Regions from separate parts of the Homo sapiens genome. Here region 1 is linked to region 2. The links are chromatin loops, found by intact Hi-C in ENCODE. Cell type or tissue: PC-3. All regions are shown on one strand. Links, peaks and the distances in the headings refer to the core of each region. The heading gives the core; the rest is flanking DNA.

What was found. Hi-C counts contacts between places; a loop is a spot of excess contacts. Peaks named below come from ENCODE experiments on the same cell type or tissue, not always from the same donor. Only the 100,000 strongest peaks of a DNase experiment are listed, where the experiment ranks them.
Region 1: it touches region 2 in a loop (4-fold over the local background); 1 of 110 quality-filtered maps calls a loop at or near these places.

The regions. Positions count from the first base shown.
Region 1 is chr4:24,748,506-24,756,845 of GRCh38, forward strand. No RefSeq gene overlaps it. Among named protein-coding and RNA genes, the nearest start is that of SOD3, 43 kb to the right of the region's middle. In PC-3, for the core only: no CTCF peak of the experiment used is centred there; a DNase peak (open chromatin) is centred at 5,166; H3K27ac peaks cover 3,174 bases.
Region 2 is chr4:24,836,969-24,845,308 of GRCh38, forward strand. It overlaps CCDC149 (coiled-coil domain containing 149), which reads right to left. Exons shown (of 13, transcript NM_001395273.1): 5 at 1,188-1,304; 6 at 260-432. Among named protein-coding and RNA genes, the nearest start is that of SOD3, 46 kb to the left of the region's middle. In PC-3, for the core only: a CTCF peak has its summit at 4,185; a DNase peak (open chromatin) is centred at 4,063; H3K4me3 peaks cover 419 bases; H3K27ac peaks cover 1,907 bases.

The DNA of each region.
Region 1 (8,340 bases), core at 291-8,290, 88 kb before region 2:
CATGTAAATTGAACACGGAGGGAATATTTTTGAGCTTCCATTTCCTCACCTGCAAAATGGGAATAACTATAAAGATAACCCGCTATGTTGTTGTGAGAAAGAAATGGCAACGGACGTGTCAGGTCATCCTGCATTTAGAAGGTATTCCTTATAGAGAGGAGCGATGTTAATTATAGGCTTATGTTTTGGGATTTGGAGTAGAGTATAAGTGCCGGAAGAGAAGGGACCCCATGTTTGCAGTTCTTTGCCACACCCAGTGTGTGGAGATGGACTTACTTTCTGTGATAATGGATGTTCACAGCCTGCCTCTCAGGGACGGATGATGTGTCTGCCACTGAGGACTCGCTGAAGGGCAGCAGCATCTTCAGATTCATCTGAAGGGTAAGAATGAGTCATGGGACACAAGTGGGCAAAATCTCCAACATCTCTACATTTCCGTAGCCGGGGAAATATTTCTTCCTGTTAAGATTGGATGACAGGGTCTGCCTTCAGCACCTTCCCATTTCCACACACTTAGAGATTCCAGCAGACTCATTTGCTGGGATGAGTCCTGGCCTTGAGAAAGATACACCAGGAAATGTTTCGCTGGACTGGATCCTCGACTTGAGTTTGTTGGTCTCTGGCCAACTCCTATCTGCTGTGCCTGTATGCTTGGGTCCTGACCTAGGCGTGCTTGGCCGTGAACTCCTCTGCCCTCTGCTGCAGCTGACACTGGCAGGCCTTTCCTCATTCTTCCATGCTGGATTCTTAATTTTGTTCCAGTAGCCACGTCTCCCCTGAGTCGCTTGGATTAATTCAGGTTGGTCTAAGGCAATCATTTTAGCCTCATTCACCAAATTTGGCCAATGAGAATAGAGCTTCTGAGTAAGGCTTCTTAGCTCTAAAAAAAAAAGGGTAAAAGTGATAATAAGAAGAGCTAGTACCCCTGTATCAGTCAGGGTTCTCCAGAGAAATAAAACCAATAAGAGGGGTGTGTGTGTGTGTGTGTGTGTGTGTGTGTGTGTGTGTGTATTAGGGTTCTCTAGAGGAACAGAATTAATGGAATAGATATATAGATATATATAAAGGAGAGTTTATTAAATAATAACTCACACGATCACAAGGTCCCACAAATACACCATCTGTAGTCTGAGGAACAAGAAGAGTCAGAGAGAGTTCCAAAACTGAAGAACCTGGAGTCTGATGTTCAAGGGCAGGAAGCATCCAGCACAGGAGAAAGATGTAGTCTGGGAGGCTAGGTCAGTCTAACTTTTTCATGCTTTTCTGGCTGCTTTATTATTTGCTGGCAGCTGATTAGGTGGTGCCCATCCAGATTAAGGGTGGGTCTGCCTTTCCCAGCCCACTGACTCAAATGTTAATCTCCTTTGGCAACACCCTCATGGACACACTGAGGATTAATACTCTGCATCTTTCAATCCAATCAAGTTCACATTCAGTATTAACCATCACTCTGTGTGTGTGTGTGTGTCTGTGTGTGGAGAGAGAGAGAGAGAGAGAGAGAGCCAGAGAGAAAGTTATCATAAGGAATTGGCTCATGCTATTATGTATTAAGCAGGCTGGCAGGTCGAAAGATCTACAAGCTGGAGACCCAGGAGAGCCAATGATTTAATTCCTGCCCAAACACAAAGATCTGAGAGTGAGGAAAACTGACAGTGTAAATTCCAGTTGAAAGGTTGATAGGCTGTAGACCCAGGAAGAACTCGTGTTTCCTGAAGGCAGGACAAAAGCCAATGTCCCAGTTGGAAGGCAGTCAGGCAGGAAGAATGCTCTCTTACTCGATGGGAAGGGCAGCCTTTTTGCTCTATTCTGGCCTTCAACTGATTGGCCGAGGCCCACCCACATTAAGAAGGGCAATATGCTTTACTCAGTCTACTGAATCACATGTTAATCTCATCCAAAAATACCCACACAGAAACACCCAGAATAACCTTTGACCAAATATCACCCTGTGGCCCAGTCAAGTTGACACAGAAAATGAACCATCATATCCCCATTCTAACTTGGTGTGGCTTGTGGATTGAATCATGTCCCCCCAAAAAGATATACTGTGATTCTAACCCTGGTGCCTCAGAATGTGCCCTTGTTTGGGAATGACTTCATTGTAGATGTAATTAGTTAAGATGAGGTCGTACTGGCGTAGAGTGGGCCCTTAATCGAATATGACTGGTGCCCTTATAAGATACGGACATGGAGAGAGTGTCATTTGATGATGGAAGAAGAGATTGGAATTCTGCAGCTGTAAGACAAGGAACGAACACCAAGTGTTACACTACACTGGACGCTAAGGGAAAGGCATGGAACAGATCCTCCCTCAGAACCTTTAGAAGAAACCAACCCTGCCAACACCTTGATTTTGGATTTCTGGCTTCCAGAACTGTGAGACTATGCATTTCTATTGTCTTAAGCTCCCAGTTTGTGGCACTTTGTTAGGGCAGCCCTAGGAAATTGATTCAATGTGTGACAGTGTCACTCCTTGGGCTGCTGTGCCATCCTGCTACCATGAGGTGTGCCCACAGATACACTGAGGGTGACAGCACAGAGTCAGGAGAACCTGGGTGTTTGATACATTTGTTGAGCTCCTGAATTAACCAGCTTGGAAACTCCCCTTCCTCTAAACTTCTTGTAATATGAGATAGTGCAAACCCTTATCGTCTCAGCCATTTGGGATTGAGTTTCCTGATTTTTAGAGACAAGTGCGTCTGATTGATGGATGGCTCTCATACCTTCTTCACTCCAGGCTCCTGCTCCTCTGTTCCTTGTCACAGTGAAAGGCATCATGATCAACCCAAATGCCCACGAGATAAACCCAGCCTCCATCCTTGGTGTTTTCCTTTCTGTCATCCTCCCGACTTGATCATTCATCAGGCCCCGCCAATATTGCCTCCCTATTCAGTCTGCCCATGCCTTCACTGCCCTGGTACTAAGCTTCCCCTTATGTGTTATCACAGCAGCTGAACTGTGCTGTCTGTGTCAACTCTTTGTTAACTTAAACTACCCTCCTCACCAGACCCAGAGTGAGACTCTGTAATATATAATTTCTCCAGGTTATTCTCATTGCTTTTAGGACAAAGGCCAAGTTCAAACTCCGTAGCATGTCATTCATGATCTGGCCCCTGGTAGTAATTTCAGCTTCATCTCTTAAGACTTGGTTAGACTTGTCAGCTGCTAAAGTTACCACTGTCTGTCTCACCTCAGGGCCTTTGCACAGACAGCTTCCTTGAGCTAGAATACAAGCTGCCTCCCTTGGCCTGCCTAACACCAACTCATTCTCCAGGCCTCAGCTCAGCCACTCCTTCCTCCAAAGGGCCTTTTCTGATTGGTCCTGCTATTGCTTGGTTGGATATTTTCAGATTCTAGAAGAACATTGGTGCTACGAGGAACATGGTGTGGGAGGCTCTGTGTTGTAGTGGCATAAGCACTAGATAGGGAGTGAGAAGATGCCCCAGTGTCTGACACTGATGAAGTAGTGGAGTCCTGGGGAAGTCCTTCTTTCTCTTGGGCTCAGTTGCTCTGCCCACAGGATGAGGGAGTAGGGCTATGCCAGTCATTCTCATGAGGGAGTAGGGCTATGCTAGTCATTCTCATGAGACAGTAGGGCTACACCAGTGATTTTCATGGGGTAGTAGGGCTATGCCAATGGTGTCCATGGGGGAGTAGGGCTATGCCAGTCATTCTCATGAGGGAGTAGAGCTATGCCAGTCATTCTCACGGGGGAGTAGGGCTACACCAGTGATTTTCATGGGGGAGTAGGGCTATGTCAGTGGTTTTCATGAGGGAGTAGGGCTATGCCAGTGGTTCTCATGGGGAAGTAGGGCTATGTCAGTGGTTTTCATGAGGGAGTAGGGCTACGCCAGTGGTTCTCATGGGGGAGTAGGGCTATGTCAGTGGTTTTCATGGGGGAGTAGGGCTACACCAGTGGTTTTCATGGGGGAGTAGGGCTACGCCAGTGGTTCTCATGGGATAGCAGGGCTACACTAGAGGTTTTCATGGGGGAGTAGGGCTATGCCAGTGGCTTCCATGGGATCATAGGGCTATGTTGGTAGTTTTCAAACTATGTCCTTCAGAGCTCTAGGAATTCTGGAGAAAGCTGCGCAGGTGAGAAGGAAAAAGAGCAAAAACAACCTTTGGATCCCACTCCTAATTCTATTCAGGTCTTTTTCAATATCTGCATCATATATTGTGCTTTTATAAGAATTTGTTTTGGAAAAAAGAGGCATTAATAGCTTGAAAACATTAGAAAACCACTGATCTTTATAACTAGGATCTTGCCCAGCTCAAACATTCTGTTGTAACACAGACACCTCCAGCAGAGAAAGAGAGGGAGACAGCTGAGGGTACAAAGATGATTATGACGAAGTCTATGAGAGGACATGAGGAGAGGACATGAGCTGATGGCTTCGGCCCAGTCAAACCTGGCACAGGATCTATAAAAGTGAGAGGTTTTGCGATGAGACTGGACATTTTGGGTTTGGAGTCAAAAGAACTGGGCCTGCTGGACTCCAAACCAGTGACTTATACCCTTGATGCTCAGTGTAATTACCCGGGAGCTTTTGGAAAGCATTGATTCCAGAGTCCACTCCTCAAATAACTGAATGAATCTCTAGGGGAGGGCTGTGGCATCTGAACCCTGCAAAGGAGGAACTGTGATTGTCTTGCTCACCATCATAGTCCTGGTGCCCAGCATATACGATCAGTAGGTAATAAGTAACAGCAAATATTTGTTGAATAAATAAGCGCATTTCATATTAGCAACTGACAGGCTTATATCTTCTTACTCAGATTACTGAGACTTCCTGAGGCTCAGTTTTTTCATCTGTAAAATGAAAAAGTAATTTCTACTCAGAAGTGGTGCTATGAGAATTAGGGATAAGTCAGGTACCTTGCAGAGCATATGAGACATAGCAGTTGCTCTGTAAATGGTGCTACAACCATTAGTGACAATTGATATGACTAAGATTCAGACCAAAAAATACTGGGTTCCAATAAGGCTGCCTTGTATCAGTCAGGAGACTAAATTATTCTCTGATGACAAATATCCTCCAAGTCTCAGGGGCATAACACAGCAAATATTTATTTTACCTGCATTACTTGTCCATCAAGGTTGACTAGGGGTTGTCAGAGTCTCAGTCATATGGAACATTGCCAGTCACCATGACAGTCAAAAGGAATACCCTGGAGCTCCTTCCACTGGCAAGTCTGATCCCAGAAGTGACCCACAACTGATTAGTCAGAAGCAGTCACATGGTTGCATCAACCACTGGGACCCAGCAAGTACAATCACACTATGCCCAGAAGGCAGAGAACTGAAACTTACATTGATGAGCAATGAGAAAGATAGCACCGTAGCTCTATAGAAGTCATGCATGACTCTATATACACTTAACTTCCAACAATGACAGCAGGAATCAACAACAGCTTGAGGCACAAAGTGCTTTGGGCATTTACTGTGTTTTGATACCCATTATTAATTCTTCTTTTTCTCTTTCTTTTTCTTTCTTTCTTTCTTTCTTTTTTTTTTTTTTTGGGACAGAGTCTCGCTCTGTCACCCAGGCTGGAGTGCAGTGGCACGATCTCGGATGACTGCAACATCTGCCTCCTGGGTTCAAGCGAGTCTCCTGCCTCAGCCTCCCTAGTAGCTGGGATTATAGATATGCACCACCACACATGGCTAATTTTTGTGTTTTTTAGTAGAGACAGGGTTTCATCATGTTGTCCAGGCTGGTCTCGAACTCCTGACCTCAAATAATCTGCCTGCCTTGGCCTCCCAAAGTGCTGGGATTACAGGTGTGAGCCGCCATGCCTGGCCTCTTTCTTTTGGAATCATCACTCAACTATAATGTTTAAACCACTTCATGAGATAAAATTTATATGCCAGAAACTTCACCTGTTTTAAAGGTACGATTCAATGATTTTTGTAAATGTTAGAGTTGTGGGACCGTCACCAAAATTCAGCATTTCCAGCACCCCAGAAATGTTCCTCATGTTTATCTGAAGTCAATCCCCACTCACACACCCAACATCATGCAAGTGTTAATCTGTTTTCTGTCTGTACATATATATCTTTTCTGAACATTTCATACAAATGAAATCATGCGATACATAATCTTTTGTGTCTGGCTTCCTGCTTCTGATGATGTTTTAAAGGGTCATTTGTGTTATCATAAGAGTTTCAAAGGTTTTGGAGGCTGATCAAGGAAAAAGATATGACCACGAGATGCAGTAATACATAACAAGCTTTATTGGGTGGTGTCTAGACAGGGTGGCCTAAGAAGGGAGTCCCTTACAGGATGAAACCCGAAGTTTATGGCTCTGAGGTCATCATCTAGGAAGGAAGTAGAGCAAGGGAATTCCTGAAGAGAAGCAGCAACAGAGAGAGGCTTGTAATAAGTTTTGAAGTGAAAGTTCTCCCACATTGTTCTTTTTTGAAATTGTTCTGGCCATTCTGGGACCTTTGCTTTTTCATATACATTTTAAGATAAGCGTGTCAATTTCTGAAAAGTACTCTGGCATTTTTATAGGGATTGTGTTGAATCTGTAGATTTGCATGGAGATGTGTGACTCCTTAACAATATTGGGTCTTCTGATCCAAGAACATAGAATGTCTCTTCATGTATTAAAATCTTTCTTATTTTCTCTCAGCAATGCTTTGTAATTTTCAGTGTGCAAGTCTTGCACTTTATTGGTAAGCTTATTTCAAAATACTCTAGTCTTTTTGATGCTATTGTGAAGGAAATTTTATTTTCATTTTGTAGATTGTTATGTGTATTATTATGTAGAAATACAATTGATTTTTATATATTGATCTTCTGTCCTGCAACTTGCTGTACTCATATATTCATTCTAGTAGTTTAAAAATAATTGGAGTGGATTCCTTAGGATTTTCTCCCCATACGATCATGTAATTTTTAAATAAAGACCATTTTATTCTTCCTTTCTAATCGGAACCATTTCAATGAAAAATATTTTTCTTACTTTACTAGCTAGAACCTCTAGCCACAATGTTAAGTAGAAAGTGGTGAGAGACATCTTGCTTTGTTCCTGATCTTGAGGGGAGAGCACTAGATCTTTCACTATTAAATATGATATTAGCTGTAAGATTTTTATAGATGCCCTTTATCAGGTTGAAAAGTTCCTTTCTATTCCTAGTTTGTTGAAAATGTTTTACTTGAATGAGTGCCGGATTTTGTTAAATGCTTTTTATGTATGTGTTGAGATAATTGTGTAGCTTTTGTCCTTTATTCTATTAATATAGTGCATTACACTAATTAATGTTCAGATATTAAACCAGTCTTGCAATACTGAGATAAACCCCACTCAGTCATGGTATATAATTCTTTTTATATGTTTCTGGATTCATTTTACTAATATTTTGTTGAGGAGTTTTTTATCTATATTCATGTGACTATTAGTCTGTAGTTTTATTTCCCTGTAATATGTTTGACTAGCATCAGGGTAATGCTTGCTTCATAGAATTCTTTGGAAAGTGTTTCCATTCTACATTTTCTGGAAGGATTTGTATTTTTATTATTTAAATATTTGATAGAATTCACCAATAAAGCTATCTGTCTCTGGGGTTTTCTTTGTGAAGAGATTTTAAATTCAATTTCTTTTCTTGTTATAGGTCTATTCATATGTTTTTATTTCTTCTTGAGTCCATTTGATAATGTGCATCCTTTAGTTTCATTTAAGTTACATTTAAGTTACCTAATTTGTTTCCATAACATTGTTGACACTAATCCCTTCTAATTATTTTAATTTCTGTAGGATAGGTAGTGATATTCCCCTCTTTCAGTCCTGATTTTTGTCATTTGTGTCTGTCTCTTTTTTCCCCTAGTCAGTCTAGTTAACAATTTGCCAATTCTACTGATTTTTTCCATGGAGCAAATTTTTCGTTTCATTGATTTTTCAGGATTATTTTGTTTCTATTTCACTGATTTTTACTGTAATTTTTATTATTTCCTTTCTTTGCATGCTTTGGGTTTACTTTCATCCTTCATTCTTGTTTCTTAAGATGAAAGCTTAAGTATTGATCTGAGATCTTTCTTTTTCTACTAACATAGGCATTTAAAGCTATAAATTTTCCTGTTGGTACTGCTTTAGCTGTACTTAATAAATTTTTGATATGTTGTGTTTTCATTTTCATTTACTTAAACACATTTTTCAACTTCCTTTGTGATTTTTTCTTTGACTCATTGGTTATTTTGAAGTGGATTGTTAATTTTCAAATATTTGTGAATTTCCCAATTTTCTCTGTTGAGGACATCTAATTTAATTTCTTGTGGTCAGATGTTTCTCCCCCAGCACCTTCAGTATGTCCTCCCACTGTCTTCTGGCCTCCTC
Region 2 (8,340 bases), core at 156-8,155:
CCTCGCCCTTCTCAACCTACCAAGGAAGGTGTAGGGAAAGAGAAGGGAGATGTGTGCACTGTGTAGGTGTGGGCTGCTTTCCTTTTTCACTTTTGCAACTAATACATGGCATTGATGTCATCATTTCGGGGGAGTGAGTTTCTTTTCACTTGTAAGGCAATTTTCTCCAAAATAAATAGGGCTGCAAATAACTCCCAGCCTGCAGGCCTGTGCAGAGCCAGCCTTCCTCCCACGCACAGGCCTGGGCCTGGCCACTTGCCTGTTCTCCATACACAGGGCGTCCACGTCAATGATGCGGTTCTCGTGCCCACTCAGGATATGGTTCAGCTCCTGGTTGAGCCTCTCCACTTTGTCCTGGTAGGAAGACCGTTCTTCTTTAACATCCTGAAGCTCGTCCACAGAAGCCTGCAGGTCGTGCTCCAGAGACTCAATCTAAAACCACAGGGAGAGCCCTTACTCAAGATGTTCCTCAGGCTCCAGCTTTATGGCCAGAGATGGAGCCTCCCACTTGGTTGACTGATTTTTAGAGAGTTTATTAACACTACCCGCATGCCCTAAAGCCATAAGCGCCACACACTGAAATACAATAACAGCTAAAAGCGAGGGATGACTTCCTGCCAGACATTCATTATATTTAAGACAGGAGAGGTGCAGCAGCTTAGAAAACCAGAACTGAACCCTCGCCAACTTCAGGATGCCCTGCAGCTGCCAGTGTCTTACAAATCCATACTTTTTCAAATCCACTCTAGACCCAGAAATCTTGTTCTGCTCTTCAGTTAGTAAGAGGAAGAAAATGAACTTTAGGCTCTCTTAGTTGTTACCTAACTAGGGCTCTGCACTTGTTGAGATTTTGCCTAAGAGGCACTGCTCAGCATTTTAGCAGAAACTTGCAAAGTAAGGCCAGTTTGTCACGTGTTGTTCTCTCCCTGTCTATCCTGGCTAGGAGGAACGTTTCTTGTTGTGTTCAGAACAATGGTACCCAATAGCAGGGAGCAGACCTGCCTGCTGGAGGCCAGAAACCCAAGAGTCAGCTTGGGACCCTAGTGCAGTGCTGAGGAAGTAAAAGCATTCAACGTGCATCCCAGGCACCCCATACTCTGAGAAACGAGGGGCACAGTCCACTCTTGTTTGTGTTGTGTCCAGCTGTGCAAATGCATCCCCCACTCTGAATAGATGTTAGTGAGAACCTGTTCCTTAGCTCGCTCTAGCTGCTGCACCAAGTCTTCACGCTCATGGGCTGCAAAGTGTCGCACGCCGATTGCTTCGTCTCCGAGCCTTTGTTTGGCAATCGTCATCCTCAAGAGCTGCATTTTCCATTGGTAGAAAAAGAAAAAGGCACAGAGAATAAACAGATCCAAATAAAAACCAAAGGACACTAAGAAACTTTTGGAAGATAAGATACTTTCAAGAAATACTGGAGAAAGCACAAAACAATTACTTGCCAGTATCATCCATTTTTTAAAAAATTAAAAATATAGATTGTAGTTAGTGTACACATGCACACACTGTTTAAGGCCTGGGCACTCTAGGCTGGATGTCTGGTGGAGCACTGCCACTGGGAGGAAACAAACTCTGGTTCCCATTAAAATTTAGCGAAGATTCAAAAATGATAACCCAATGCTGGAAGATCTGCTGAGATGGGAACTCTCCCACACTCGTAACAATGAGGTGACATTATCAAGAGCCTTAAAAGTGTCCCTACCCAATGATCCAGTAACTCTACTTTTGAAAATCTGGGCTAAGAATAATCCCAGACTGCTAACTTTAGGAAAAAATGAAAAAATAGATTGCACTGTTATTTAAAGAGTTTAAAAAAAAAAAACAAAAAAAAACCAACTAGAAACAATGTCTAACAATAGTGGAATGTTTAGCAAACTACAGTGCAACCAACCAAGTGGCTAATTTGCAGCTGTCTGAAATGAGGCTTATGTGAACTAGGTAACACCAGATAACAAGTCTATGATGCCATGTTAAGTGGGGGAAAAAAGAATACTAACGTTTCTATGCAGTATGACTAAAATTATACTAAGAACTCTCTCTCTCTCTCTCTCTCTCTCTCTCACACACACACACACACACACACACACACACACAGAGAGAGAGAGAGAAAGAGAGAGAGAGAAAGAGAGAAAATGACCAAATGCACCCAAATATTAAAAATGTGTGTATTTCGGTGATGGTGAGACTGCTGCTATCTGCTTTTTACTTTCTAACTTTTTTTTTTTTTTTGAGACGGAGTCTCGCTCTGTCGCCCAGGCTGGAGTGCAGTGGCACGATCTTGGCTCACTGTAAGCTCCGCCTCCTGGGTTCACGCCATCCTCCTGCCTCAGCCTCCCGAGTAGCTGGGACTACAGGCGCCCACCACCATGCCCAGTTAATTTTTTGTATTTTTAGTAGAGACGGGGTTTCACCATGTTAGCCAGGATGGTCTCGATCTCCTGACCTTGTGATCCGCCTGCCTCAGCCTCCCAAAGTGCTGGGATTACAGGCATAAGCCACCGTGCCCGGCCTTTACTTTCTAACTTTTAAAATCTTCATTCACTGCATGAATTTCATAATATGCCTTTATTTATGTTTTAATATCCTCAGGAATAAAATTGCAGTCTTCCAAAACATAATTTTCCAAAAGATCCCTGAAGAACCCATAGCTTTCCTGGACTCCAGAGCCAAGACCCACCTGCAGCTCCAAACCTTCCAGGTGGGGCTGCAATGGAAACTGTGTGAGAGGCCCAAGAAGGCCCCAGTGGTCTCAGAGCATCCCCTATCTGCCCATCACAACTCCAAGGATTGCCACTGAAGAGTGACTTTCAAAAGTTATGGCAGCACTTTCCAGTGTTTCTTTTATGGAGGTTTTAAGTCTGATTCCACACCTCCCCGTAGGGCAGATGTGGATGGGTTTCATATATGAATGGGATCCTGGGGACAGTTTTTCACTGTCACACAGATCCGACCCAGCCAGGAGTGCCCGTGGGGGACAATCTCTTCCTTGTTCCTGCATGAATCTTAAGGGATTCGTTGCCAGTCGAGAAAATGGCTTAATTTTCAGAGTCTCTGAAGGATTTATGGGCAGGTGAGAGATAGGAAGTTAATTTAAGCCAAGGGAGAATATTAACTAAATTGAAATAATAAATAACAGCAAGGAACTTTGAAAGAAATGATGACTAAAGAAAAGTAAAGTGCATTTTCAAATGACACTTACTTTGGGTCCTTATTTGAAAACTACTCAGTTGAACTCAACAAATATTTACTGTGTCCCTACCAAGAGCAAAAGCACCATTGGGACTGGGTGGACAGTGTCCCAGGCAGGTGGAACAGACCGTGCAAAGGCAGGCAGAAGATGCAGGACGCTTAGATGTGCAGATGGCTGCACTTGCTGGAATCTGGTTATAAGCGATCCTCATTATCCATGGATTCTGTATTTGTGAATCTGCCTACTTGCTGAAATTTATTTTTAACCCCAAAATCAATATTTGCAGTGCTTTCATGGTCATTGTCAGACATGCAGAGAGTGGCAAAAAATTACAGTCACCCGACACACACGTTCCCACGGAGGTCAAACAAGGCCACATTCTGCCTTCTTGTTTCAGCCCTTGGATTGTAAACAAATGTCCTTTTCATGATCTAGTGAGCGTCCCACATTTGTCACATTTTTGTGCTTTTCACTGGTGACTTTGCTGTTTCATGTGGCCCCCACGCATAGTGCCAAAGTGCTGGAAGTGCTTGCACTTAGTGTTATCAGTGCAAGAAGGCTGTGAAGTGCCTTATGGAGACAATATGAGTGTTAGAGAAACTTCCTCCAGGCATGAGTGACAGTGCTGTTGAACTCAGTTCAATGTTCATGAATTAACTGTATATGTCAAATAAGGTGATGTTAAACAGAGACACACATAAAACAAGGTTATGATTGATCAGTTGACAAAAATGTTGTGACCAGAGGCTTCCAGGAACCTAACCCTGCATTTCTTCTAGGAGCAATGGTTCAGTATTCACTAATCCAGTAGTTGGCAGTGACTTCACAGAACAAATTTGTAGCAAAACTGGTCATTCCACTGAAAGCTGATATGCAAAAACTCTATCACATCACACAACTCTTGGCTTGGGACATCAGAACTCCAAAAGTGGATACACAGGAAGGCAAACGACAAGCCAAACAAAACAATGTCTATCAGATCTGAGGGTCTAGGAACAAGAAAACTCCTGCCTTTCAGTATGAGGCCAACAGGAGGCTCAGGTCGTGTCTTCAAAAGCAGGGTATTTTTCTTGGTCTATAAAAAGCCATACTGACAGCCTGAACTTTAAGTTATAAAACACTGTGGTTTTCCATTCCCAATATGCTTCACTGAGCACTTAATTTAGAATTGCACAATTATGTTTGCTTAATGCCAATTAATTATTAAACATGTTTATTGAGGTCTGACAGCCATATAAGAGTCATCTTTTATATATTGGATGCCTGTTAAGCTTCAATAAATATGTTAACAATCATTTGGTGTTTAATGTGCATACAATATCGGCTGTTAAATCTCAGGGCTGGACTGGTTGAAACACTTATTTTTAAAAGTGAGGCCCAAGTTGGTAATAGCTGGATCATTAGTTGTGTCTGAAGCTTAAGTGCAGTCAGCTGAGGGGGTCTAAGGACGTCACCGCAGAGGAGATGGCAGAGCCCCAGGGAGAAGGCTCCTGCCTTCCGAGCTGACAGCTGGTGTGCACTGGAGTTGGCCCACCTAGGGCCTGCATCCTGGCCCCACAGTCTGTGAGCTGTGCAACCTCAGGACTTGTCTGAACTTCTTGGAGTCTCAGTATCCTTCTCTGCAAAAACACAGCAGTAAAAGTGTAGGCATGAAGTGAGAGAGTGGGGTTGAGTTAAATGAACACTGAACTCAGGGGAGTTCAAATAGTCATATATATGAGTCTGGGGATTAAAAAGAGGAGGAAAGAGAGGATGAGAGAGAAATAAACCAAAACATTGGGTGATTCTCCCAATTCCTATGCTCAATATCCCTGCTGGAGAGTGAGGGGTGACAGTGACTGATAATATATTTATGCAAAGTCACACTATTCTATTTTTACATAATACCGCTATTCCAAAGCATACATACACCATGCAAGTTTTGGACAATTTCAAAGGACCATCAGGGGGAATTCTGGCTACATACAAGTTTCTGCCTCTTACATGCTGACTTCAGAACCTAACCCTAAGTAAGAAAAGATGGGACTTCTCTTTGATACTTAGCACAGGCCCTGGAGCATATAATGTGTTTAATAAGTAAATAATAAATGTTAGGGACTCTTGTGATTATTGTAATTATCATCCTCCTCCTCCTCCATGTATGTTTCCCCACACAGAAGCCCACGAGGGAAGTCCCACCTTTCTTCTAAGCTGGAGAAAGCAGAGCTCCCGAGCCAACCTTATCTATGTAGTGCAGGCAAATGATGTTGATTTTCCACCTTGGAAAATGGCTATGAAGCAACCGCTCAGGACACTTAATTTCCTCAAACAGGGCCATCAAAACTGCACAGCCAGCCTCCCTGTGCCAACCCACAAAGTGGATCAGTGCCTTGCACAGCACCCGCGCCGCCACCAATAGACGCATTCAGTTGCTGATTTAGATAGAAATAAATGTTTATGAATGAATTATGGGTGTGAGTCGTCAGCTTGCGGATGAGGTGCAGCTGCAGCTGGGAAGTGGCTGAGGGACATGGCTGCAAAACAAAGTGGTAAAACGGCTTCTGGGTGTCCTGCCCCCAACTCTGCCAAGGGCCTGCTCAGTCTGTCCTCCATGAAGCCTGTCCAGGCCTCCCAAGTCAGAATGACTTGCTCCTTCCTTGATCTCTTCTTAGCCTTCGTCTCTCACAGTCCTCAACATTCTCTACCTCATCCTATTTTCATTTACCTGAATCTGTTTTACCCAACAGTGAGAGGCAGCCAGTTGCAGGAGCAGCTATTTTCCGGGTGTCATCTCCGTTCAGATCCAGCTTCTGCTAATCCTAGCTATGTGCCCTTGGCAAGCTTCTAACCCTGGTGGGCTACATGTGACTTGTTTAAAAAAAAAAAATGGATAAAATCTATCTTGCAGACAGGACAGCCATGTATGGCTGCCCAGGCTGTGCACTGCACAATTCCATCTGTGGAGATCACTTTACCACAATAGGAAGATACAATGCAATGATCACTGTCCATGTAACTTCATGAGCTTTCAAAGTGCAATCCCCAGTTACAGTTGGTATAGTTACAATTCTTACACAGTAGCTGTCAATTTGCCAGAGCTATCGAGAGGGTCAGATGAAAGAATCATTAACAGGAAGTGGATGCTAGCCCTTTCTTGCCCCCAGTCCCCGTGTACTGCTGCAGATAGCACACCTGGGGAGAGGTCAGCACCAAAAGGCATTTATTAAACATTCATCCGGAGTGGCACTGTACTGGGCAACTCAAAAACAAGACCCTGCCTATTATTTCTTTACTTTTCCTGTTAGTTTCCTCCACATCCTCTCCAAATGCCCCCTGACCTTTTGCAAATACCTTCAAAAAAACTGGACATGAGAGATTAAAAAGGCTCCAAGTGGGCCACCTATTGTGTACACCAGAGTCCAAATTCCTAGATTTATATGACATTCCAGTTTTAGTTTCAAACAAAATAATTTGTCACTTAAAACAAAGCAAATCAAAACAGTAGTTTTCATCCTCCTACCCTGGAGATCAACACGCACACACTCAATAGTGTGTATACGGATGTCTCCCAGTTAACAAGCTCCCAATGCAGTCCAAGCGAGCAGTGTGCTAGCAGCTTTCCTTAGACCACTGACAGATACCCCCAAGTGGCACTTCACAGCACTGAGATCCGCATAGAGCCTCTACTAGGGCTGAAGAGGCACAATATGACCTGCTCCTACCTGCCTCCTGACCCCATTTCTAACCATCCCCCTATGTCTGTGCTCCAGCCATGCCGGCTTCCCTCCCTTGTCCGAAACATGCCACTCTCATGTCTGTCCCTGGGCCTTTGCACTTCCTCTGCCTTTGGAAGAGCCCACTCACAGGTCTGTCCAGAACCCGCTTCTTTTGTCTCATTCAGGTCAGATCAAATCTCCCCTCTCTGAGAAGCCTTCTCTGCACATTATCACTAGAGGCATTCATCCCCAAGCCACTCTCAATCCACACTGCCCTGCCTCTCTGTCTTCATCATACTTACCAGAAATAATCGCGTTCATCTGCTTGTGTCTACCCCACTTCAGCTCCATCATGGCATGAACCTTGCTTGTCATATGCACTGAAACACCTTGTCCTCCACAACCGTGTCTGGCTAACCATAGCCCGTCCTCAAATGCTTCTTAGATCTATTAAATAGGAAGCCTTCATTCTGTGCTCCCCACAACTCTCAGAGGCAGACATTGTCATCTCCTCTTTACAGTAGCGAGAACCCCCTGAGAGGTTGGCACATGGCTCTGAGGCCAGTGTTAACTGGCCAAAAGCTTCAGGTTGAGGGCACTGTGGCCCACTGGGAACCATGTACAAATCAATGGGCCGGGCCAGGCATGGTGGCTGACACCTGTAATCCCAGCACTTTGGGAGGCTGAGACAGGTGGATCACTTGAGGTCAGGAGTTCGAGGACAGCCTGGTCAACATGGTGAAACTCCGTCTCAACTAAAAATACAAAAACTAACTGGGCATGGTGGTGCACACCTGTAGTCCCAGCTACGCAGGAGGCTGAGGCAGTTGAATTGCTTGAACCCGGGAGGCGGAGGTTGCAGTGAGCCGAGATCACATACTGCACTCCAGCCTGGATGACAGGGCGAGACTCCATCTCAAAATAAAATAAAATAAAATAAAATAAAAATAAAAATCAGTGGCCCACAGTGCCCTGGGCCCAAAGCTTTTGGCCAGGTAACACTTAGCACTAATGTGCCATGCCATGCACTATCCTAGGTGCTGATCCCCATTCACCCATTTAAGTCCACCAAGCACCCTTGGCAGGTATTGTTGCTATCCTTATTTGCACATGAGAAGCTGAGACATAGAGAAGTGGAGGAACTTGCCTATGTCACAAATCTTATAAATGGCAGTCAGGAATTGAGCCCGGCAGTTCAGGGCTCTGAAGTCTATGCTGCGTTGCCTCTCTTCACAACCGTGGCAACAATACCTGCACAGCAGCTCCCCTGGAGAATGTGCTCTATGTCAAGTGCTTTATAGAACTTTCTTTATTTAATCCTCACAAAAGGCAAACGGCATGCCTTCCCGCACCAAGCCCCTGACACCCTAAGCTCGCTCCCCTCACAGGGTCTTTGGACTTCACACCCCATGTCCCTATATCTGACCCTTCCCACCACACTTCCTTCAGGGCTCT